Linked DNA regions of Homo sapiens: regions 1, 2, 4, 5 and 6 are each linked to region 3. The links are chromatin contacts, found by Hi-C or POLR2A ChIA-PET in ENCODE. All regions are on one chromosome and are shown on one strand. Each heading gives the region's core, a stretch centred on a gene start or an enhancer-like site at or near the end of the contact. The rest is flanking DNA. Distances are from core to core; before and after follow the strand shown.

Region 1 (3,680 bases), core at 1,061-3,560, 620 kb after region 3:
CCAGTCCGGAGCGAGGTGGCACTATCGGCTCACTGCAACTTCTGCCCCGCCCCGGGGTTCAAGCGATTCTCCTGCCTCAGCCTCCCAAGTAGCTAGGACTACAGGAGTGTGCTACCACACCCAGCTAATTTTTGTATTTTTAGAAGAGATGGGGTTTCACTATGTTGGCCAGGATGGTCTTGAACTTCTGATCTCATGATCCACCCACCTTGGCGTCCCAAAGTGCTGGGATTACAGGTGTGAGCCACTGCACCCAGCCAGGAAACTTTTTAATTGAATCTTCACACACTTAAGTATTAAGGCATCTCTATTGAGACAGACTTCTATTAAGTAGCTTGCCTACTCAGGGTCACAGAAATGGGGCTGAATTTAAAACTTTTGAGGAAAAATACAGCAAATTTTTTTCCACTCTACCTCAAGGCCCAAGTGTAAATACTGTTCCTACCAGGTTTGGATCCATGCTTTGATTCCTAGCCCTGTGACCTTGGGCAAGTTTCTAATGCTCTGTGCCTCAATTTTCTCATCTGTAAAGTGAAGAAAATAGAACCAACTTCATGGCATTGTTTTGAAGAGTTAATTCATGTAAGGCACAAGCGTGTTGGGCAGACGATAGCTCTCCTTGCTGGCCACTGTTAACAGTTTTGTGAACTTTTTTCTTTTTTTTTTTTTTGAGCCAGAGTCTCGCTCTGTCACCCAGCTGGAGTGCAGTGGCACGATCTCGGCTCACTGCAAGCTCCGCCTCCCGGGTTCAAGCGATTCCCCCGTCTCAGCCTCCCGAGTAGCTGGGACTACAGGCGCATGCCACCACGCCCGGCTAATTTTTGTATTTTTAGTAGAGACAGGGTTTCCCCATGTTGGTCAGGCTGGTCTCAAACTCCTGACCTCAAGTGATTCACCGCCTCAGCCTCCCAAAGTGCTGGGATTACAGGCGTGAGCCACTGCACCCAGCCTTTTTTTTTTTTTTTTTTTTTTTTTTAAGAGACAAGATTCACTGTGTTGCCCAGGCTGGCCTCGAACTCCTGGGCTCAAGCAGTCCTCCTGCCTCAACCTGCTGGAACTATAGGCACATGTTACCAGTGGGCCCAGCTGCTGGGATTGGCACTTTTTTTTTTTTTTTAGTCAGAATCTCACTCTGTTGCCCAGGCTGGAGTGCAGTGGTGTGATCCGGCCCGGCTAATTTTTTGTATTTTAGTAGGGACAGGGTTTCACCATGGTGGCCAGGATGGTCTCGTGATCCACCCGCCTGGACCTCCCAAAGTGCTGGGATTACAAGGCATGAGCCACTGCGCCTGGCAGTTTTGTGAACTTGAACTGTGGACTTTATCTGTCCTGATTGTGTTTCTCATTCATTCAGCAATTATTATTTTTTGAGATGGAGTTTCGCTCTTGTCACTCAGGCTGGAGTGCAACAGCGCGATCTTGGCTCAATGCAACCTCTGCCTCCCAGGTTCCAGCTATTCTCCTGCCTCGGCCTCCCAAGTAGCTGGGATTACAGGAATACACCACCACACCCGGATAATTTTTGTATTTTTTTAGTAAAGACGGGGTTTCACCACGTTGGCCAGGCTGGTGTCTAACTTGGGATCTCAGGTGATCTGCCCACCTGGGCCTCCCAAAGTGCTGGGATTACAGGTGTGAGCCACCGCACCCGGCAGTTTTGTGAACTTGAACTATGGGCGTTATCTGTCCTGACTGTGTTTCTCATTCATTCAGCAATTATTGTTTTATTTATTTTTTGAGATGGAGTTTCACTCTTGTCACCCAGGCTGGAGTGCAATGGCACCATCTCAGCTCAATGCAACCTCTGCCTCCGGGTTCCAGCTATTCTCCTGCCTCGGCCTCCCAAGTAGCTGGGATTACAGGAATGCACCTCCACGCCCGGCTAATTTTTGTATTTTTTTAGTAAAGGTGGGGTTTCACCATGTTGGCCAGGCTGGTCTCTAACTCCTGACCTCAGGTGATCTGCCCGCCTGGGCCTCCCAGAATGCTGGGATTACAGGTGTGAGCCGCCGCACCCAGCTCATTCAGCAATTATTTTATCAATGTTCAATGTGCCCAGCATTATTCTAGGCTCTAGGGAAATAATCCATTGACAAAGCAGGGTCTACCAATGGGCTTGTCGGAGATTGCTGGGAATGGTTGATGGGGGCCAGTTTGCAGTTGGGGTGAGGTGGCTTTCCTTGAGGCAGCCTGGCTGAGTGAAGTCGACTTTGCTGACCAAGAAGGCTCCTCCCAGGGGTGGGGAAGCCTCGGCAGGGGGCGGCATGTGAGCGCCAGAAGGCAGGGATTTCACGGAAATGAAAGTGGAAGCAAACAGCCTGCGAGCAGAGCCTCCTGAGGTGTATTTCGGGTCTTGCTGGGGCTGAGAGAGACCACAGCCCTTTGGGGGGTACAAACAAGAGTTCAGTTGCTGTGAATTCTGCCACTGTGCCCAGCTCTGAAGCCTCAGCTCTTGCCAAACAGACCCGAGACCCATGTCAGCCCCACTGGATGCCGTAAGTGAGGAGGAGGGAGTTGGGAAGTGGGGAAACAGGAGTAATCCTCTTGGCTAGGAACCTGCAGATATCTCAGGGCCTGGCAGCCAAGCCTCACCCTGCCCATCTCAGACCTGCTGAAGGGCTGGGGAGAAACACAGGGCTGGGGTTGCCTCTGCAAGAGTTGGTTCCCTAACCTATTGCCTCAGACAGGAGGAGCTCATTAAATCCTGTGTGTGTACACTTCTCTGGAGAGAGAATCTGTAGTTTCCATCAGATACTCAGCGGGTTCTGTGACCCAAATAACAATTGTTCTAGGCCGGGCGTGGTGTCTCACGCCTGTCATCCTAGCACTTTGGGAGGCCTTGGCAATACAGTGAAAATCCGTCTCTACTAAAATACAAAAAATTAGCTGTGTGTGGTGGTGTGCGCCTGTAATCCCAGCTACTTGGGAGGCTGAGACAGGAGAATCACTTGAACCTGGGAGGCGGAGGTTGCAGTGAGCCGAGATTGCATCACTGCACTCCAGCCTGGGTGACACAGCGAGACTCTGTCTAAAAAAAAAAAAAAAAAAATTAAACTAAAGGAATTAGGCTGGGTGTGTTGGCTCACACCTGTAATCCCAGCCAGCACTTTGGGAGGCTGAGGCGTGTGGATCACTTGAGGTTAGGAGTTCGAGACCAGCCTGGCCAACATAGCAAAACCCCATCTCTACTAAAAACACAAAAATTAGCCAGGCATGGTGGCACACACCTGTAATCCCAGCTACTAGGGAGACTGAGGCGGGAGAATTGCTTGAACCTGGGAGGCAGAGGTTGCAGTGAGCCGAGATTGTACCACTATGCTCCACTCTGGGCAACAGAGGGAGACTGTCTCTCACACACACACACACACAAAATTTATATATATATATATATATATATATACTATAAGAATTATACTTTAAGAATCACACTAGGTAATCCATAGATTAACACGGTAAAAACTTATCCCACTGCTTAGCACCTACAGAGCATTCAATATGTGTTTCTTCTTAATATTATTATTGCCAACCTTTTCAGAACCCCAGTTCCCCAAGGACAATCCCTTTTTTTTTTTTTTTTTTGAGACGGAGTCTCACTCTGTCTCCTAGGCTGGAGTACAGTGGCATGATCTCGGCTCACTGCAACCTCTGCCTCCCGGGTTCAAGCGATTCTCCTGCCTCAG
Region 2 (3,745 bases), core at 1,246-3,745, 580 kb after region 3:
CTCCACTACACTCCAGCCTGGGTGACAGAGTGAGACACTGTCTCATTTAAAAAAAAAAAAGGGCCAGGTACAGTGGCTCACACCTGTAATCCCAGTACTTTGGAAGGCCGAGGTGGGCGGATCACAAGGTCAGGAGATCAAGACCATCCTGGCCAACATGGTGAAACCCCGTCTCTACTAAAATACAAAAAATTAACTGGGCATGGTGGTGCACACCTGTAGTCCTAGCTACTCGGGAGACTGAGGCAGGGGAATTGCTTGAACCTGGCAGACGGAGATTGCAGTAAGCCGAGATCACGCCGCTGCGCTCCAGCCTGGCAACAGAGCAAGACACCATCTCAAAAAAAAAAAAAAAAAAAGTTCATTCATTTTAAAACATTTCAAGTGCCAACTGCTTACAAAAGACTGTGCCAGCCCAAGAATACAATGTAAACAAGATATGGTACCTCATGGAACTTAAGAGTCTAGAGAACAGAGGCTGGAAAACAGACAATTGCAATATGACCTATAACATGCCATAATATGAAAAAGTATATGACGCTAGAGAACCTCAAAGGAAAGAGACCTAACAGTCTTGGGGAATCAAAAAAAGACTTCCTGAAAGAAATGCTGTCTAAAATGAGACCTTCTATGGATACTTGAGGTCACAGGTTTTCCTTCAGCAGATCAGGGAAATCTTCATACTGGGAAAATCACCATAATAATGACTGATATGAAATTGGAACTCTCTCAATACCAAGTCTACTGAACATGTTCTCTCATGTCACTTATTTGCTTAAGAACCTGAGTGGAGGCCAGGGCAGTGGCTCACACCTGTAGGCCCAGCCTTTGGGAGGCCAAGGTGGGAGGACTGTTTGAGGCCAGGAGCTCAAGATCAGCCTGGGCAATAAAGTGAGACCTCATCTCTACAAAAAAGCAGCCAAGCATGTTGGTTGTGCGCCTGTAGTCCCCACTACTGGAGAGGCTAAAACAGGAGGATTGCTTGAGCCTGGGAGTTCGAGGCTGCAGTGAGCTAGATCAGGCCACTGCACTCCAGCCTGGGTGACATAGCAAGATCCTGTCTCTTAAAAATAAAAAAGAAAGAAAATAACCTGCATGGTTCGCTGCCCACACACCTTAATACACCTTTTTTTTTTCTTTTGAGACGGAGTCTTGTTCTGTCCCCCACGCTGAAGTGCAGTGGCACAATCTTGGCTCACTGCAACTTCAGCCTCCCGGTTCAAGTGATTCTCATGCCTCAGCCTCCCGAGTAGCTGGGACTACAGGGGCCTGCCAGTATGCCTGGTTAATTTTTATATTTTTAGTAGAGACAAGGTTTCATCATGTTGGTCAGGCTACTTGGGAGGCTGAGACAGGAGAATCACTTGAACCCAGGAGGCGGAGGTTGCAGAGCTGAGATCATGCCACTGCACTTCAGCCTGATGACAGCGAGAGATTCTGTCTCAAAAAAAAAAAGAAAGAAAGAAAGAAAAGAAAAGAAAGAAAAGCCTTTCTCATAATGCCCACCTTTGGTGTTATTATCCTCCTCTTCCATCTTCACAATGTACCTCACTTGCGCTCATGTTGTACCTAGTCCTCATCACAGCACTGATAAATATGCTCTCTGCTGTACTACTGTAACCCGTCTATCTCACCTGAACTCCTTCAGGAACATCTTTTTCAGTCCCTAAAACCCGAAGCTAATTCCTTCCTTGGGGCCTTTGCACCTGCTATTCTACCTGCCTGAATACTCCCTCTGCCCCCCAGCACCACTAGATAATTGCAAAGACTCACCCCCTCACTTCGTTTAGGTCTCTACTGAAATAACTTACCCTTCATCTAGACAAGCATCCCATCACTCTCTTTCCCTTTACTTGGTTTTTGTTTATTACTTATTATACCTAGCACACACAGTTGTCTTCAATAAACATTCCACGTATATAAAGGCACTGTGTTGTTCACCGGTTATCCTTACAGCCTGGAATAATATCTAGCATATGTTATGTCTAGATAAGCAATTGCTGATAAATACTCATTAAATGAATAACAAAATGAATTAAACTAAAGCTCATCTGAATTCATTATGGCTGAGAAAAAAGGGGCAGGAGAGCATTTCGGCCTGAGCACAAAGAAACTGGGGGCTTCCTGGGAAGAGATCGTTTTGGTACCTGTCCCCCGCCCTCAGGGAAAAGCACTGTGTCTTCCAGCACCACTTGGAAACCGCTCAGCACTTCTTTCTTGCCGTTGCTCCCTTCAGTCTGCAGCTCCGCGGGACAGCAGGAGACCACGGTGGTGGTGAACTGAACAGAGAGGAATGAGAGAATAAGCCCCGACCCCAGCCCTAGCCCTAGCCCTCTCCACACCAGGACAGAATGCCATGTTGGCACTCCCTACACGTGGCGCCCTCTTCCCCAAACCGCCTTGCCGGCCCGGCAGTCTCAAGTGCCTCGCCGTGACGCCGTACCTCTCGGGCATAACTGTCACGCTGACACCAGAACGCCATACCTGCAGGCGTGTGAGGAGGCGCACGCGCAGAGAAGCCTGGGAGCGAACGGAGAGCGACGTGGGACAAACGTCATCAAGGGCGCTTGTCTGCGCAGAAGCAGGAGGGTAAGGAATGGAATGCGGTTTGGATAAATTTACTGAAAACGCGAATTGCATATTTGCTGGGTTGTTTAACGACTGTTCTAAGGCTTTACAAAGGACAAGACCAGGAGGAAAAAAACAAACAAACAAAAACAAAAAAACGCGACCTGGACAAGGCACGTGGTTTAGTGAGCCCCTTGGGGCCCCAGGGATGTAAGTATTCTGGCTGCGGAATCCCAGCGCATAGAGGCGGGGACGGGACTGGCATGGTTACTGAGCAGCACTGCCCAGTAGAAATAGAAAGCAAGGAGCTGGGGGAGGTGGCTCACGCCTGTAATCCCAGCATTTTGGGAGGTCGAGGCGGGTGGATCACCTCAGGCCAGGAGTTCGAGACCAGCCTGGCCAACATAGCGAAACTCCGTCTCTACTAAAAATACAAAAATTAGCCGGGCGTGGTGGCGGGCGCCTGTAATCCCAGCTACCCGGGAGGCTGAGGCAGGAGAATCGCTGGAACCCGGGAGGCGGGGTTGCAGTGAGCAGAGATTGCACCACTGCACTCCAGCCTGGGCGACAGAGCGAGACTCCGTCTCAATTAAAAAAAAAAAAAAAAAAAAAAAAAAAGGCCGAGCGCGGTGACTCACGCCTGTAATCCCAGCACTTTGGGAGGCCGAGGCGGGCGGATCACGAGGTCAGGATATCGAGACCATCCTGACTAACGCGGTGAAATCCCGTCTCTACTAAAAATACAAAAAATTAGCCGGGCGTGGTGGCGGACGCCTGTAGTCCCAGCTACTCCGGAGGCTGAGGCAGGAGAATGGCGTGAACCTGGGAGGCGGAGCTTGCAGTGAGCCGAGATCGCACCATTGCACTCCAGCCTGGGCGACAGAGCGAGACTCCGTCTCAAAAAAAAAAAAAAAAAAAAAAAAGAAGAACAATTTGGCCAGCGTGGCCAACATGGTGAAACCCTGTTTCTACTAAAAACACAAAAACATTAGCCAGGCGTGGTGGCACACGCCTATATAATCCCAGCTACACGGGAGGCTGAGGCAGGAGAATCACTTTAACCCGAGAGGAGGAGGTTGCAGTGAGCCGAAATCGTACCACTGCACTCCAGCCTGGGTAACCCAGCGAGACTACGTCTCAAGAAAATTACATTACATTACATTAAAATAGTTTGGGC
Region 3 (3,569 bases), core at 338-2,837:
TTCCCCATCCCACTGTGCAAACTGAACAAAAACTGGGCTAGCACTCCTGTCTGGAACATGTAATAAGGAAATAAATGTGCTGACTCAGAGAACACAGACATATTTAATATAAAATAAGATAGAAAACTGGCTGAACCAAGTCATAACACAGTCTAAATCCACATATAAAAGATTGAGATGATTTTCTGCTTTGCTTTATTCAAGCCCAATGCTTTATCAGCACAGCCAGCCAAAAATTTACAACCCATACACAGACTATGTAAACCTTTAGTTGCACATACAGTAAGACCAGCAGGTACACACTATACACATTTTTAATTAAAAAAATGACTAACCACTGATTTTGTCACCACACTTAACAACGACCTGATATGGCACAGAGTGATGTGTACCAAACATGGAAATACCAACTTGGGCGACGGTTTGAATCTTGTTAACTTCAGTGCAACCACACCCCCCAAATGCATGTAAAGTTTGCACACATGGTTTTTTCAAGGCCAGCCTGTCTTTGTTTCCCTCTCCTCTGCATTTACCCAAGATCTTGGCTCTGAGACAGAAAACTCCCACTCTCAATTGGTTCATTCCGTCCTATGCAATTAAGCAACACCACAATCCAGTAAATGCAATGGCTCAATTATTTATCTTCTGGCCGACTTTACCAGGTATTTGGAAAAGGACAATGTCAAGAGGTTTATTTCTCTCTCTAGAGCTGGCTTGACGGGTTGATGGGGATTTTATTTTGTCTTTTTTTCTCTTTTTTACAAGGCGGGGACGTGGGGGGAGCATAATTTAACCTAGAAAAAGATGCGAGGGAATTTAGAAAGAGTACCGGTCTGTCAATTTCCCTACAGGAAACTTGATTCTTATGCAATAAAGCCTACCCACGACCAGCCAGCCCGTAAGGCTGCAGGCGACAGACACACCTATTCCTGCCTCCAAAAGGGCACAGCTGTCTCCTGAAGGAGCGGGAACAGGGCAAGCGGAGGAAGTGGCTCAGCGGGAGCCGCCGACCGGGCGGGGAGGAGGCGCTTTCCGACCCCCCACTCGCGCCGGTGATCCCCGTCGGCGTGACAGTCGCTCCGGTGGCCGGAACGTCCCCAGGGCCCCAGGGAGCAGGAAATCGGGGGACTGTCCCTCACTCCTGCCGCCGCAACCGAGTGCGCCCTCGCCCCACGGTGCCCCCTCGAGCGCGTTCTGTTTCTCCGAAGAACGAAACTTCCCTCCAGCGCCCCGAGTCCCTTCCGAGGCCCGCTCCTGTCATCCCGAAGAGTCTTCCCTCAGGGCGACCCTCCGCGTCTCTTCATCTCTCCCGGCCCCACTGCAGCGTCCATCACAACATCCCCAAGGTCCCAGAGGCCCCCTGCCGCTGCGGAGCCCCCGGGTCCCCAGGCCTCCCCAACGGCCCCACCCTGCACCCCCTTCACCTGTTTCTCCGGCAGAGGCCGAGAGGCCGGGGCTGCGCGTGTGCCGGGGACGGGCGGCGAGGCTCCCTCAGGCCGAAGGGCCTCTCCGAGCCGAGGGGGAGAGACAGCGCCAAGCCGGGGTGCCTGTCCAGGATCCGGTTGGGGCTTGTTCCCTCGGCTGCGACGTCGGAACCCCCGGCTCCCCCTCCCAGTCTGCGCCGCCGCAGCTCCGGAAACCGCTGAATTACAGCCCCTTCAGCCAATCCTCGCCCAGCCCCAGCCTGGCCGAGGCACGCCGTCATGCATAATTCATGAAAGGCCAGCTCGTTCGGCCACCCAGAGGTCCCAGTGCGTGTGCGGTACAGCCGAAGCCCCGCCCACTGACCAATGAGGAGAGCAGCTAGGAGAAAGGGCGGAGCCAAGAGGAGACTGATACGCCCCTGTGCTGGCTGTTCCGACAGTTCGGTGCTCCTCCCTCCGCCACAGCGAGGGAAGAGCCGAGGACTTGGGCACAGAAGCCCGGGGGGAGGGAGGGAAGATGACCGGAATGTCCTGCTGAAAACTCAGCTGAGTTCCTGGCAGTGCGTGACGTCAAGGCACTTTAAATGCCCCTGATACAGCTCCCTCCTGCCCGCTCTCCCTTTTCCCGGCCCTTGGCACCACGTGGTGGCGAGGTTGAGAGCCTCTTACCACGCGGGAATCAGCTAGTTAGATAGTCCCCAGGTATCTCCAGATCCTCTGGGGACCCAACTCCTGAATTGGGTTCTGGGGACAACAAAAAGAACATGGGTGACTCCGCCTGCTTTGAACTTCAGTTTCTGCGTGAGCAGGGACACACACACCCGGAAACATGACGTGGAAATAGAGTAATTACTAGAGTGCGTGGGGAGAGGGTAGTGGATTTAACCCCGTACTCCGTTCCATCACTTCAAGCATCAAACGCCGACCAGCTAGCCCATTGGCCCGTACAGGCGAATGCAGAAGACGGTGTATACGAAAGCTGATAACGTGTAGGGCTTGACATTTTTATGCGTCTGAATTGAAATACATGAAATGTTCTGCCTTTTTCTTTTCCACCTTGCCTACTTGGTATGCAAGTTTTACTGAATTGAAGCCAGTGGTTGATAGGAAATGTAGACATTTTGCCTTTCATAATAGAGGATGAACTTTGCATAATGGAGTGATTTCTGTGTATGTGCTGATACTATCAGGGTTTTTAATTTTTATTTTTTTGGGTCTTTAAAAATATGTTATTAATATTTGTGTTTGTTTAATACGAACAGGTATAAAGACAAAAATCTAAAAAGGACCCATTATCTCACTGCTCAGCTAACCCCTGACATATTTTTTTTCAATGAACCTAATACATGTTCCTGTTTAGAAAATGCAGACCGTTCAGAAAGGTCAAAAATATTAAATGAAAATCTTTCCCTACCCCCATCATTCCTTCTCCCCAAGGATAGCTGTTCTTATTAATTTCTAGTGAGAAAAATCAATGACTCTTAACCTTTGAAGGCAGTCACAGATCCTTCTGAGTGTTTGAAGGAGACTAGATTCTAGCCCCAGAAACAATACAAGGTTTTACTCACATGGTTCCCCAGATACCTGAAGCCTGTCTAAGTCTACAGATTCAGACCGCTCGTACCACCTCATATCCAATGAGGGACAGAGGCATCTACAGGGCAATTCATAGGGTCACTGGTGGTGAGAATTGAGAACCTCCTATTGCCCTCTGGTAGACACAGCTCAGTATGGAAATTGCTGTATTTACCTGTAGAGTGTGTGTGTATTGATTAGGCTGTTTATCTACACCACAGGACAGATATCCCCCATCTCCGCCTATAGTCTCTTGTAACTACGCTATCCCGTGCGGCCAACTGCCTCCCTGATAACATAGGGTCTAGGATTTGTTTAGTGATTTACTGCTTACAAAGGACTTACACACCTTATACACTCCCTGCCTGGTTTCTTTCTCACAATCATGAATAGCAGATAGGAGAGGCCATATTATCCGCTGATAGAAAACTAAAGACAACATAATATGACATTTTCAAGATCACAGAGAAACTCAGAAATATACCAGGTTCAGAGTCAGGTTTGGGGGCTTTACGTCCCATAGCTTTGTTCCATTCATTCAAACCCTGCCCTGCTTCTGACTTCTCAAGA
Region 4 (3,456 bases), core at 253-2,752, 520 kb before region 3:
AGGCTATACATTTAACAATCATCCAACAGGCTATACATTTTACTTATTTACCGTCCATCTACCAACCTAAGTGCGATAAGGAAAAGGACTTTTGTCTGTTTTGATCACTGCTGAAACCCTAGCACCTTAGAATCCCGCATCTGAGCTGATGCGTAATAGGCGCTCAATAGGCATTTTTGTTAATGTATCTGTAAGATGATAATTGCCAAAACAAACGCCTCTCCATCTCTATAAACGGTATTACCTGCCTTCTAACCAGTCTCTGGAGCATTCCTGCTCCCTACAATCCGTTTAACACAGTGGCAGAATAATATTAAAATATTTAAATGAGCTATTTCTTTACCCAGCTTCCTATCACACTTAGTGAAATCCAAACTCCTTATTCCAACGCATCTCACGCATCCTTCTCCCCTTCATCCACTAGATCCAGCCTCACTGGACTATATTTTAATTCTCTTCTCTAAGCCAAACTGGATCCTGCCTGAGGGCGTTTGCGCTGTCTGGAATATTCATTCCCCATCTTTGCACGGTCAGTTATTTTTTGACATTCAGAGGTCGATCTAAACTTCACCTCTTCAGAAAGATCTTTATTCAATCCCTAGCCTTTCATTCCTTTTGAACGTCAGCACAACAGTTACCACATACTGACTTTCCTTTTCATCACTTTTGTCCCATCACCTAGTATCTGAGCTCCTTGGGCGCGGGGCGCCCTCGCCGGACCTGATGGTGCATCCTCCTCGCCCACCGCGGTGGCTGCCCCCAAGCAGGCGCTCAGCGAGTGTGAAACCAATGCATTCACTCAGGACTCGCGAGCTGCCGTGGCAGGCACTGCCCTCCCCTCCGCCAGCGAGCATCTCCCCCTCTCCGCGCCCGCCGCCCTCCGCGCTCCCGCCTCCCTCGCCTACCTGTCGGCCAACTCCAGCACCTCGTGCACGCTGCCCGTGCTGACGCGGATGCGCCCGGTGTACATGTACTCGATTACGGCTTCCACTGTGTCGGGTTCGGGCCCCGGCTCGGAGCTCCACTTGCGCATCTCCACCCGTCCCGAGCGGGACTCGGAAAACTGGCCCGAGAGCAGGGGCGTGAAGTACTCGGTGGCGGCAGCCAGTACCGAGCGGTGGGCCCGGAACTCGCGGCCTCCAGCCCCGCCGAAGCACAGGGTAATGTCGCAGAAGAGGCCCTGGCGCCGCTGCTCGTTCTGCCGCCAGGACAGCTCTGAGCAGTGAGAGCTGCACTCGAAATCCTCGGCTTCTGGGCCCGGATCGCCCCCGCTCGCCTCCATTGCAGAGATCCCCGGCCCAGGCCCGAAGTCCACCGTGCCGCTGCCTCGGACCTCGGCGGCCAGTCCTGCCGAGCCGGCGGCGGCCGTCTCCATGCTCTCCATCTCCAGTACCTGAAGAGATGCAGCCGCGGCCGCCGCCGCCGCCGCCGCCACTGCCGCAGCCGCCATCTTGACGCCGCTGCGCCCGGCCTCCACAGCCTCGGAACGATGCGGCTGTTGGTACGACACAGAGGGATTCTGGGATTAAATAGTGCGCGCGGGGCGGGGCCAGGTCGCCCGCCGGCCGCACATGCGCCGCCTCGCCTCCAGCAGCGCCGCCTCGCCTCCAGCAGCGCCGCCTCGCCTCCAGCAGCGCCGCCTCGCCTCCAGCAGCTCTGCCTGCCTTGGTGAGGTCCGTCAGTAACAGTCGCCCAGTCCAGAAGACTTCGCCCCAGGCCTACCCCCAGGGCGTCGGTGCGAGTATGGCTCGCTTCCTTTCCTTAGTGGGTAGCATGCTCTCTGCAGTCATTTTGTCGAGTAAAGCCACCTTAGACCATCACCTGTTGTTAAAGCCTTGAGTGGCAATACAGGATTTTTATAAGATCTAGCCCCAGCTAAGTGGATGAGGGATGAATGAGTTACTCGTTATCCGTTTTTTTTTTTGTTTCTTTTTGTTTTTGTTTTGTTTTGGGTTTTTTGTTTTTTTTTTTTTTGAGACGGAGTCTCGCTCTGTCGCCCAGGCTGGAGTGCAGTGGCGCGCTCTTCGCTTATTGCAACCTCCGCTGCCCGGGTTCAAGCGATTCTTGTGCCTCAGCCTCCCGAGTAGCTGGGACTACAGGCGCCCGCCACCACTCCAGGCTAATTTTTTTTTTTTTTTTTTTTTTGAGACGGAGTCTCGCTCTGTCGCCCAGGCTGGAGTGCAGTGGCGCGCTCTTCGCTTATTGCAACCTCCGCCGCCCGGGTTCAAGCGATTCTTGTGCCTCAGCCTCCCGAGTAGCTGGGACTACAGGCGCCCGCCACCACTCCAGGCTAATTTTTTTTTTTTTTTTTTTTTTGAGACGGAGTCTCGCTCTGTCGCCCAGGCTGGAGTGCAGTGGCGCGGGTCTCGGCTCACTGCAACCTCCGCCTCCCGGGTTCACGCCATTCTCCTGCCTCAGCCTCCGGAGTAGCTGGGACTACAGGCGCCCGCCACCATGCCTGGCTAAGTTTTTGTATTTTTAATAGAGACGGGGTTTCACCGTGTTAGCCAGGATGGTCTCGATCTGCTGACCTCGTGATCCACCCGCCTCAGCCTCCCAAAGTGCTGGGATTACAGGCATGAGCCACCACGCCTGACCGTAGATGAGCATTTTTAAAACCATATATACTGAAACTATTAGTACAGTTCAGGCCAGGCCAGGCACAGTGGCTCACGCCTGTAACAGCACTTTGGGAGGCCAAGGAGGATGGATTGCTTGAGTCCATGAGTTCCAGAAGAGCCTGGGAAATACAGCAGAACCTTATCTCCACAAAAAATACAAAAGTTAGCCTGGAGTGGTGGCATGCTCCTGTAGTCCCAGCTACTTGGGAGGCTGGAGTGGGAGGACTGCTTGAGCCCAGGAGATGGAGGCTGCAGTGAGCTGTGATGGTGCCACTGTACTCCAGCCCTGGGGCGACAGAGTGATACCCTGTCTGGAAAAAAGTACAGTTACAAAGGAATACAGATCAAAGGATATGGATGCCAGGAGCCAGCAGTATGCCTTCATTGTTACTATATAGTTTATTTAAACCAGACTATGATAATACAGAGAAGAGACTGAGGTGGCAGCTGCCCAGAATCTTTGTGGATTACAGATGCAAAGTAGTTAGGAGTCCTTGGACCCACACTTCAGTTACAGACAGACAAATCAGCTGCATAAATACAGAGAACATAAGACACAAGACATTTCACAGCTTTCTGCATTTCCATTTTAAATGTATGTATGTTACAACTTTACATATTAAGTTACTACTCCACATATTTTGTGACAATGGCTAAGGATGCAATGGCCCCATCCCCCTGACATAAACAGACTCTGGTCTGCAACACAGAACATTTCAGTGGGATACCAAACAAGCCCTTAACACGTAACATACAAAAAGATCTTTAAAAATCAGATTAATACAATGTTCTTCATGTTATATAAGGAAGAAGAAAGGGAAGTAAAAAAAAAAAA
Region 5 (3,484 bases), core at 162-2,661, 580 kb before region 3:
CGGCCGAAGAGCCGCAGCTCGCAGGCCCACTCGTCTGCGCGGCCGCCGTCGGGATCGGGCTTGGCCGCGGGCGCGGGGCCGCTGCAGTTGGCGTGGCAGAAGGCCTCGCTGTCGCGCAGGAGCCGGTGCAGCCGCAGCGCCGCCTCCAGGTAGCGCGCGCTCTCGCGCCAGCTCTCTCCCTCGTACTGCTCCAGAGCGTGCCCGTACGCCGCGGCCAGCGGCATCAGGTCCTCGGGCGGGAAGCCCCGGAAGCTGTACTTCTCGTACTGCGCCCCGGCGCTGCCCAGCAGCAACCACAGCAGCCCCCACGCCACCCGAGCCATGCCCGCCGCGCCGCCGGCTCTCCGGAGCTGAGCTGGCTGCCCCGCGGACGGAAGGGGACAGGGCCGGGCCCCGGGCGGGCGGCGCGCCCGCTGGGTCTTAGCGCCGGGCACGAGGCGGCAAGGTGGGGCGGGGCCTGGGTCACGACGTCTCCCCTCTTTTCCCAGAGGGTCCGATAGTGTCGTTAAGTCCTCTCCGTCGGCCCGGGCTCCTGCCTTGGGGGTGTCCCCTAGGTAGAGAATGCGTCGGGGAGCGCTTCCCGCCAGAGATGGGAAGCCCAGGAAGCCCCTCCCCATGCAAACAGTGCCCCCGCCTGAGATCAGGACACTGAGTGAGGGCCGCCTCCTCTGCGCTGCCCATACGAGAAGGAAGCCCTGGAGCCGGGCCTTCCGTCGCTGCGCCCTCCTGCACCCTCCGAGTGTCTCCCCCGCCCACGTCGGAGGCACACACCTGCTGTCACCTGCACACCTTGCGCTGCCACCACCCCCCACTCCATCTCCGTGCCCGTCACATCCCAAGTCACAAAGTCCTTCTTTCAGTCCAGCTTTTGCGGGACCAAGCTGCTCTTCCCTGGAGATGCCTTCCCTTGGAGTACAGCTGGGGTCACGGATGAGCACGGAGATGCCTCTCACACTCCGCGGCTTCACCACCCACCTGGAGGGGACTAGAATTCGAAGTGCCCGCGAAAGAAGCAAGGTTCATCTCCGCCCGGCTTTAGGACCCGGGGGCTCCGGAAAAAGTCATTGAACTTTTTTTTTTTTTTTTCCTTTGGTGTCCACTCAGAGTTCTCATCTTTCCCGAGCCTCTCTCCCTGGCCAGGCCCCAGGTCTCGCAGCCAGGGATGGAGATGGGGGGAGGGGGAACCTAGAGTTCTTTGTAGTGCCTCCCTCAGACTCTAACACACTCAGCCTGGCCCCCTCCTCCTATTGCAACCCCCTCCCCCGCTCCTCCCGGCCAGGCCAGCTCAGTCTTCCCAGCCCCCATTCCACGTGGACCAGCCAGGGCGGGGGTAGGGAAAGAGGACAGGAAGAGGGGGAGCCAGTTCTGGGAGGCGGGGGGAAGGAGGTTGGTGGCGACTCCCTCGCTCGCCCTCACTGCCGGCGGTCCCAACTCCAGGCACCATGTTCCCCGCGGGCCCCCCCAGCCACAGCCTCCTCCGGCTCCCCCTGCTGCAGTTGCTGCTACTGGTGGTGCAGGCCGTGGGGAGGGGGCTGGGCCGCGCCAGCCCGGCCGGGGGCCCCCTGGAAGATGTGGTCATCGAGAGGTACCACATCCCCAGGGCCTGTCCCCGGGAAGTGCAGATGGGGGATTTTGTGCGCTACCACTACAACGGCACTTTTGAAGATGGCAAGAAGTTTGATTCAAGGTAACCCCGGTTGGGCGCCCCCGGATTCACCACTCCGTCCCCTGAACCCGGGGTCCTGTTTCCTTGTTGCCTCTTTTAAGCTCTGCATCCCAATACTCTAACCCTAGACAGCACCCCTGGGGCCTCCCAGACACCCATCTCCCCAAAGATACCCTCCTGCCCCCACTTCCAAACCCTCACTTCTCAAAGGATCCCATTTCTTTCTCACAAGCTCTCCACATCCCGGAAAGGACTCGATAATCAAGGTGAACTGCCTTGTGTAGTTACCAGGGCTGTATGTAATGACCTGATGGAGAGGGGTGTTCTGATCTACAGTGTTGGGGGGAAGGGGGTGGTCCCTGCTGCTTAAGAACCCTGGGATGGTCTATCAGCCTGGACCCCGTACCTTTCCACCCACCCTGACTCCCCTTCTGGTTCCACTGTTTTCAGTGCCTTTGTGGTCAGAGAAGAGGGAATAGAACTTTTTTTTGGAGGGGGTGGGAGTTTTCAGCGGCTGGTGGGCAGGGAAAAAGGCTGGTGGGTATTATAAGAAGACAGCCGGCTGGACCTGGGGGTAGCGCGTGGCTCCCTGCGGAGGCCCTGTCTACGTGTCACACAGTCGGACATGCCACCCTGGGCTCCTTGGAGGAATTTCATTCCTCCCTCTCTGGTTCTCCTGGAACCCTCATCTCTCTCCATTTTAGGTACACCAGGCCAGAGGCACAGGCCGCCCATTTTTGCCAGCCTTGGGGTTTGTAAGGTGGCCTCCTGGTCTGACCCAGGCCTTTGGTCTGCCCCAGCAAGTCCACTTTTGTTAGCGGGGACAGGGCAGGGCTGTATGCCAGCCTCAGGGGTAAATCTAGGGTCCCAGTTACACACAGACCCCACAGCACACTGAAAGAAGTCAGTGTTTCTTAGACCCTCCTCTGAAACACACAACTCAGCCCACAGGAAATTAGTGGCCATGACTTTAGAGGCAGGCATATATTGGGGTAAGCCTACAAACTCCAAGAGTCCCAAGACCCTGGTTCAAATCCAGGCTATGACCATGGACAGAGAATTTTGTCTCTTTAGGCATCACTTTCCTTATCTGAAAAGTGGAGACAAAAACAGGACCTACTTGCTAAGGCTGATGTTAGGACTCCAAGGACATGGATGAATGAACGTAGGCTTCTCACAGGGCCTGGCAGTCCTCCAGCCAGTTCAGCACACATTAACATTGACCCTGAGGAAAACCATATGACCTGATGCTGTGGAACTTGTAGAAACTTAATGCAGAGCTTAAGCCTTCATAACAACACTGAGAAGGAAACAGTCCAGACTTAAAACCTGTCTGCTTGGTGGGCAAATTCAGATATAGGGTAGTAGCCAGAAGTGCAGCCCTGAGCCCTTGACTGCTAGGAGTGAGGCAGGGGTTGGGATTTAGGGGATGTCATCCCTGATGGGGACTCTGGGAGCCCAGCTCATGAGTGTTGAGCTTGGAAAACTTTTTGTTTTTTAGCTGGAGGCTCACTCTGTCGCCCAGGCTGGAGTGCAGTGGTGCCATCTCAGCTCACTGCAACCTCCTGGGTTCAAGCAATTCTCCTGCTTCAGCCTCCCAAGTAGCTGTGATTACAGGCGCATGCCACCACGCCCAGCTAATTTTTGTTTGTTTGTTTGTTTTTGTTTTTTGAGACACAGTCTCACACTGTTGCCTGGGCTGGAGTGCAATGGAGCAATCTCAACTCACTGCAACCTCCGCCTCTGCCTCCCAGGTTCACGTGATTCTCCTGCCTCAGCCTCCCGAGTAGCTGGGATTACAGGTGCACACCACCACAC
Region 6 (3,654 bases), core at 450-2,949, 590 kb after region 3:
CATCTCTACTAAAAATACAAAATTAGCTGGGCGTGGTGGTGCATGCCTGTAATCCCAGCTACCCAGGAGGCTGAGGCAGGAGAATTGCTTGAACCCGGGAGGCGGAGGCCATGGTGAGCTGAGATCACGCCACTGCACTCCAGCCTGGGCAACAAGAGTGAAACTCCGTCTCAAAATAAATAAATAAATAAAAATAAAAAGAGAGACTAATACAGTTGGAAAAAAAAGATTAGGCAGGACTTGTTGAGTGATTGAATATTGGCTGGAAAGGAGGCAAGGACAATCCCAGCTGTAACCTGGGTACATGGAGAGAAGAAGCAGGCCACTTTCCACACACCCACCTTGATATCCTCCTTGGTAAGCCGCGGCCAGGCCACCTTTTCCTTCCATTTTCTCACAAAACAAGTAATAGAGCGGGAAGAGCGCTTATCCTGGGAGTCCTGCCAGATAGAGAGCCTCATTCTTAGGGTCTGGGGTTTAGAATTAATCTCCAGTTTCCCTGGGCAGCCCGGTTTCCATCCAAACCTTACTGTCCCATTTCACCCTTACCTTGGAGTTCACTTTGGCATAGAACTCAATCTCATTGTACAACTCCACTCCATCGGCATTCTTGCAGCTGAGGAGACAATGAAGCTGAGGAGATGCGGAATACTCCGTGTGGGGACATTAGGAAAGGGGTAGATTCCTGGGAAGCCAGGCCCTCGGACGGCAGGGCCACTACCTGAACACAATGCGGTGATCCTCAATAAGCACGTGGACATCGGTGCTGTCCTCAACACAAAACTCCATGAACACATACCTGGGCCTGTCGTACCACAAGGTCCGGGCGTGCTGCCTGAAGAGAAGTTGAGGTGTGGCTTCATAGGGGTGGGAGAGGGAAGACTGAGGTCATTTGGGAAGGGACTACCCAGGGACCTTTGATGCCACAGTTTTTTCAAAGTGGAGCTAAATGAGACAGAAGGGGTGAAAGGGAAGGGAATGACAGGAGTGGGTGGGTGTGGTGAATGTGAACCTGGGAAGAATAGAACGTGCAAGACTAGGAAACTAGGAGGTCAGGGAGAACATTCAGGTCACACCTTCCCTCACCCCACAGTTACAGAGACCAGGGGTCCGGGGCTCCCGTGGGGCCTCACAGAACCTGGAGCGCCCAGAAGACTTGGAGCAGGGAATCTCCAGGGAAAAGGGCCAGGGGGAGCACCGGAGCCGGAAACACTCACCGTGCCATTGCGGCTCCCGCTCCAGGGTGGCATTTAGAGTTCCAGGCAGGGGCCGCTATCTTTAGATCCTGGGGACGCCCCCAGCAGCTGCCTCTCCTTATATGGTCGGGAGAGCAGTTGAGAGGAAGAGAGAACATGACCTGGCAGCCAAGGGATCTGCACTCTGGAGATACTCTGGGACAGCTTCATCCTTGCAGCCCTTCACCGTGGGGTCTTCAGAAATGCATAGACTATGAAGAGACAACCCATCTGCTGGAACCAGGGCAAAGGCTGCCCTAGACGCTACACACAGGGAATGACTTTTCCCCGGTATCATTCACCTGTTTCTCCGACGCTTACTGCTCAGTGTCTGATTCACAATAGGCGCTCAATAAAACATTATTGTCCTGAATTAAATTCCCGGGGAAGGCGCGCCCTCGGGGACTTGGGTACTTCAGGCCCCGCCCACCACTCCCCTGGGGTTCCAGGCCACCGCGCCGTTGCCATGGCAGCAGGGGGGCGCGGCTGACGTGCGGTGGTGTTTCCGGGAAGATGGCGGCTGTCGAAGCGGCTGCAGAGCCGGTAACGGTGGTGGCGGCTGTTGGGCCAAAGGCGAAAGACGAAGAGGAGGAGGAAGAGGAGCCGCTGCCACCGTGCGAGGCGGTGCGCTGGGCCCCAGTGGGGGCGGTGGCGGAGGCCCGGCCTGGGGCAACCGCGTTTTTAGAAGAGGCGACGGCCGAGGAGCCTGGCGCGGCCCCGGGCTCCCCGCCGGATTCGCCGGGCCGGACGCTGCGGCGGCTGCGGGCAGAGCGGCGGCGGCTGGACTCGGCGCTGCTGGCGCTGTCCTCGCACTTCGCGCAGGTGCAGTTCCGCCTGCGCCAGGTGGTGCGCGGGGCGCCGGCGGAGCAGCAGCGCCTTCTGCGGGAGCTCGAAGACTTCGCCTTCCGCGGCTGCCCTCACGTCCTAGGTTACGAAGGGCCCGGCGACCCCGCCAGCGATGAGGGCGATGGGCTGCCAGGGGACCGGCCATGGTTGCGGGGCGAGGACCAGGTGAGTGGCTGGAGCCGGGCCGCGAGGAATATGGGAATAGTGGGGTCGTGTGGGTGGCGATCCAGACCCGGATGATGGTGCATGCGGGGAGAAGCCTCCCCGACTCGGTCGGTGAGTACGTGTGTCGGAGACCAGGGGACTGGAGTGCGGGGCCGGCTGAAGGGCAAGAGGACAGAGGCCTGGGAACCTGAGGGTGAGCGGTGTGCACGGAGGATGTGGAGAGATGTCGGTGCGTGATGACGTGAGTGGTAGAGGAGCGGTGAGCGAAGTGAGTCGTTGAGAGGGCAGCAGAGCAGCCAAGAGCAGTGCTGCGCCCACTCACCTTTCCCTCACGTATCTCAGTCTTGAACACTTTGGCTGCTAGAGGACCCCGACTCTGGGGATTGGGAAAATTGGCAAAGGAAAGGAAAGTGAGTTGGAATCCGTGGAAATTTAGGTTAACTCCCTGTCCCTGCTTTCCTGAAATCTAGGCAGTCTTTACACTTCTTTGGGTGGGAGTTTGGATTAACAGCAGGGTCTCTTAGTAACTGAAATAAACACAACTCTTGATTAGATAAATTTCCTAATGTTGGAATTTTTCCTTTTTAAGAGACGGGAGGGTCTTGGTATGTTGCCCAGGCTGGTCTCGAACTCCTGGTCTCAAGCCATCCTCCCGCCTCAGCCTCAGGACTACAGGCGTGTGCCACCGTGCAGGCTATAATGTTGAAATTTTTAAACTCTTCCTCCATCCTGCTTAATCATTAGGCATTCTGAATGAGGTCCTCTGATAACTGACAAGATCGATTCAGTGTGCCTACCCCAGAAGTAGTGAAACTATGTATAAGACACCAGGTAAACGTTTCCTTACAAGCTTTGCATCTCTGGAAGTGCACAAAGTGCTGGCTTTATTGGAAGTGTTGAGGTACACTGCCTTTTCACTTTTTTTTTTTGAGACAGAGTCTCACTCTGTCACCTAGGCCAGACTGCATTGGCGCAATTTCTGCTTACTGCAACCTCTGCCTCCTGGGCTCAAGCAATCCTCCTGCCTCAGCTTCCCCAGTATCTGGGACTACAGGTGTGTGCCACCACACCCAGTTAATTTTGTTTATTTTTTGTTGAGGCGGGGTTTCACCACATTGCCCAGGCTGGTCTCGAACTCCTGAGCTCAAGCGATCTGCCCTCCTCAGCCTACCAAAGTGCTGGGATTAGAGAAGTGAGCCACCATGCCCCATCCCTTTTCACCATTTTATTCTTCAAACTACAATCTACATGTGGCTTTCTTCCCACTTACATTGGTTTTAGCCAAGAAGATTTATCAAGCAGATAATGATTTGTTTATTTTAGTCTGAACTGTTTCCAGTGCAATCCTGTGTTTACTGTTCCACCCTTCTCCACATACCTGCAACTCCTTACACAAGGAGCAGCCACC

What was found. Hi-C counts contacts between places; a loop is a spot of excess contacts on that map. ChIA-PET counts read pairs that join two places held with the same protein, here RNA polymerase II (POLR2A). Pooled maps may share reads with other maps.
Region 1: a pooled map shows a loop between it and region 3 (2.4-fold over the local background). The contact joins the promoter of IFI35 here to the promoter of STAT3 in region 3. A Hi-C loop is called at or near these places in 1 of 168 maps with a recorded cell type or tissue (B cell) and 6 of 50 pooled maps. POLR2A ChIA-PET finds 5 or more read pairs at or near these places in 3 of 52 experiments (activated B cell, activated CD4-positive, alpha-beta T cell and activated naive CD8-positive, alpha-beta T cell).
Region 2: a pooled map shows a loop between it and region 3 (4-fold over the local background). The contact joins the promoter of AARSD1 here to the promoter of STAT3 in region 3. A Hi-C loop is called at or near these places in 2 of 50 pooled maps. POLR2A ChIA-PET finds 5 or more read pairs at or near these places in 3 of 52 experiments (CD4-positive, alpha-beta T cell, PC-9 and activated B cell).
Region 4: a loop to region 3 is called in a pooled map, with 8 times the contacts of the local background. The contact joins the promoter of KLHL11 here to the promoter of STAT3 in region 3. A Hi-C loop is called at or near these places in 6 of 50 pooled maps. POLR2A ChIA-PET finds 5 or more read pairs at or near these places in 2 of 52 experiments (activated CD4-positive, alpha-beta T cell and activated T-cell).
Region 5: a loop to region 3 is called in a pooled map, with 2.5 times the contacts of the local background. The contact joins the promoter of FKBP10 here to the promoter of STAT3 in region 3. A Hi-C loop is called at or near these places in 1 of 50 pooled maps. POLR2A ChIA-PET finds 5 or more read pairs at or near these places in 2 of 52 experiments (AG04449 and MCF 10A).
Region 6: a pooled map shows a loop between it and region 3 (9-fold over the local background). The contact joins the promoter of PTGES3L-AARSD1 here to the promoter of STAT3 in region 3. A Hi-C loop is called at or near these places in 1 of 168 maps with a recorded cell type or tissue (B cell) and 6 of 50 pooled maps. POLR2A ChIA-PET finds 5 or more read pairs at or near these places in 3 of 52 experiments (PC-9, activated B cell and activated CD4-positive, alpha-beta T cell).

The regions. Positions count from the first base shown.
Region 1 is chr17:43,004,474-43,008,153 of GRCh38, forward strand. IFI35 (interferon induced protein 35) reads left to right here and starts at 2,311. Exons shown (of 7, transcript NM_001330230.2): 1 at 2,311-2,495. The coding sequence starts at 2,475. RefSeq lists an enhancer at 2,171-2,480.
Region 2 is chr17:42,961,959-42,965,703 of GRCh38, forward strand. It overlaps AARSD1 (alanyl-tRNA synthetase domain containing 1), which reads right to left and starts at 2,496. Exons shown (of 12, transcript NM_001261434.2): 1 at 2,444-2,496; 2 at 2,148-2,279. The coding sequence starts at 2,482. It overlaps PTGES3L-AARSD1 (PTGES3L-AARSD1 readthrough), which reads right to left. Exons shown (of 17, transcript NM_001136042.2): 7 at 2,148-2,279.
Region 3 is chr17:42,386,855-42,390,423 of GRCh38, forward strand. STAT3 (signal transducer and activator of transcription 3) reads right to left here and starts at 1,588. Exons shown (of 24, transcript NM_139276.3): 1 at 1,425-1,588. RefSeq lists silencers at 929-1,008, 1,239-1,518 and an enhancer at 2,039-2,308.
Region 4 is chr17:41,863,921-41,867,376 of GRCh38, forward strand. KLHL11 (kelch like family member 11) reads right to left here and starts at 1,503. Exons shown (of 2, transcript NM_018143.3): 1 at 906-1,503. The coding sequence starts at 1,450. ACLY (ATP citrate lyase) reads right to left here. Exons shown (of 29, transcript NM_001096.3): 29 at 2,998-3,456. RefSeq lists a silencer at 1,464-1,653 and enhancers at 1,687-2,187, 2,188-2,688.
Region 5 is chr17:41,811,593-41,815,076 of GRCh38, forward strand. FKBP10 (FKBP prolyl isomerase 10) reads left to right here and starts at 1,412. Exons shown (of 10, transcript NM_021939.4): 1 at 1,412-1,687. The coding sequence starts at 1,443. P3H4 (prolyl 3-hydroxylase family member 4 (inactive)) reads right to left here and starts at 357. Exons shown (of 8, transcript NM_006455.3): 1 at 1-357. The coding sequence starts at 323. RefSeq lists a silencer at 1-476 and enhancers at 617-726, 3,213-3,484.
Region 6 is chr17:42,978,829-42,982,482 of GRCh38, forward strand. It overlaps PTGES3L-AARSD1 (PTGES3L-AARSD1 readthrough), which reads right to left and starts at 1,700. Exons shown (of 17, transcript NM_001136042.2): 1 at 1,218-1,700; 2 at 722-835; 3 at 550-616; 4 at 342-440. The coding sequence starts at 1,354. PTGES3L (prostaglandin E synthase 3 like) reads right to left here and starts at 1,252. Exons shown (of 7, transcript NM_001261430.2): 1 at 1,218-1,252; 2 at 722-835; 3 at 550-616; 4 at 342-440. The coding sequence starts at 1,225. It overlaps RUNDC1 (RUN domain containing 1), which reads left to right and starts at 1,737. Exons shown (of 5, transcript NM_173079.5): 1 at 1,737-2,246. The coding sequence starts at 1,749. RefSeq lists an enhancer at 1,664-1,733 and a silencer at 1,804-2,053.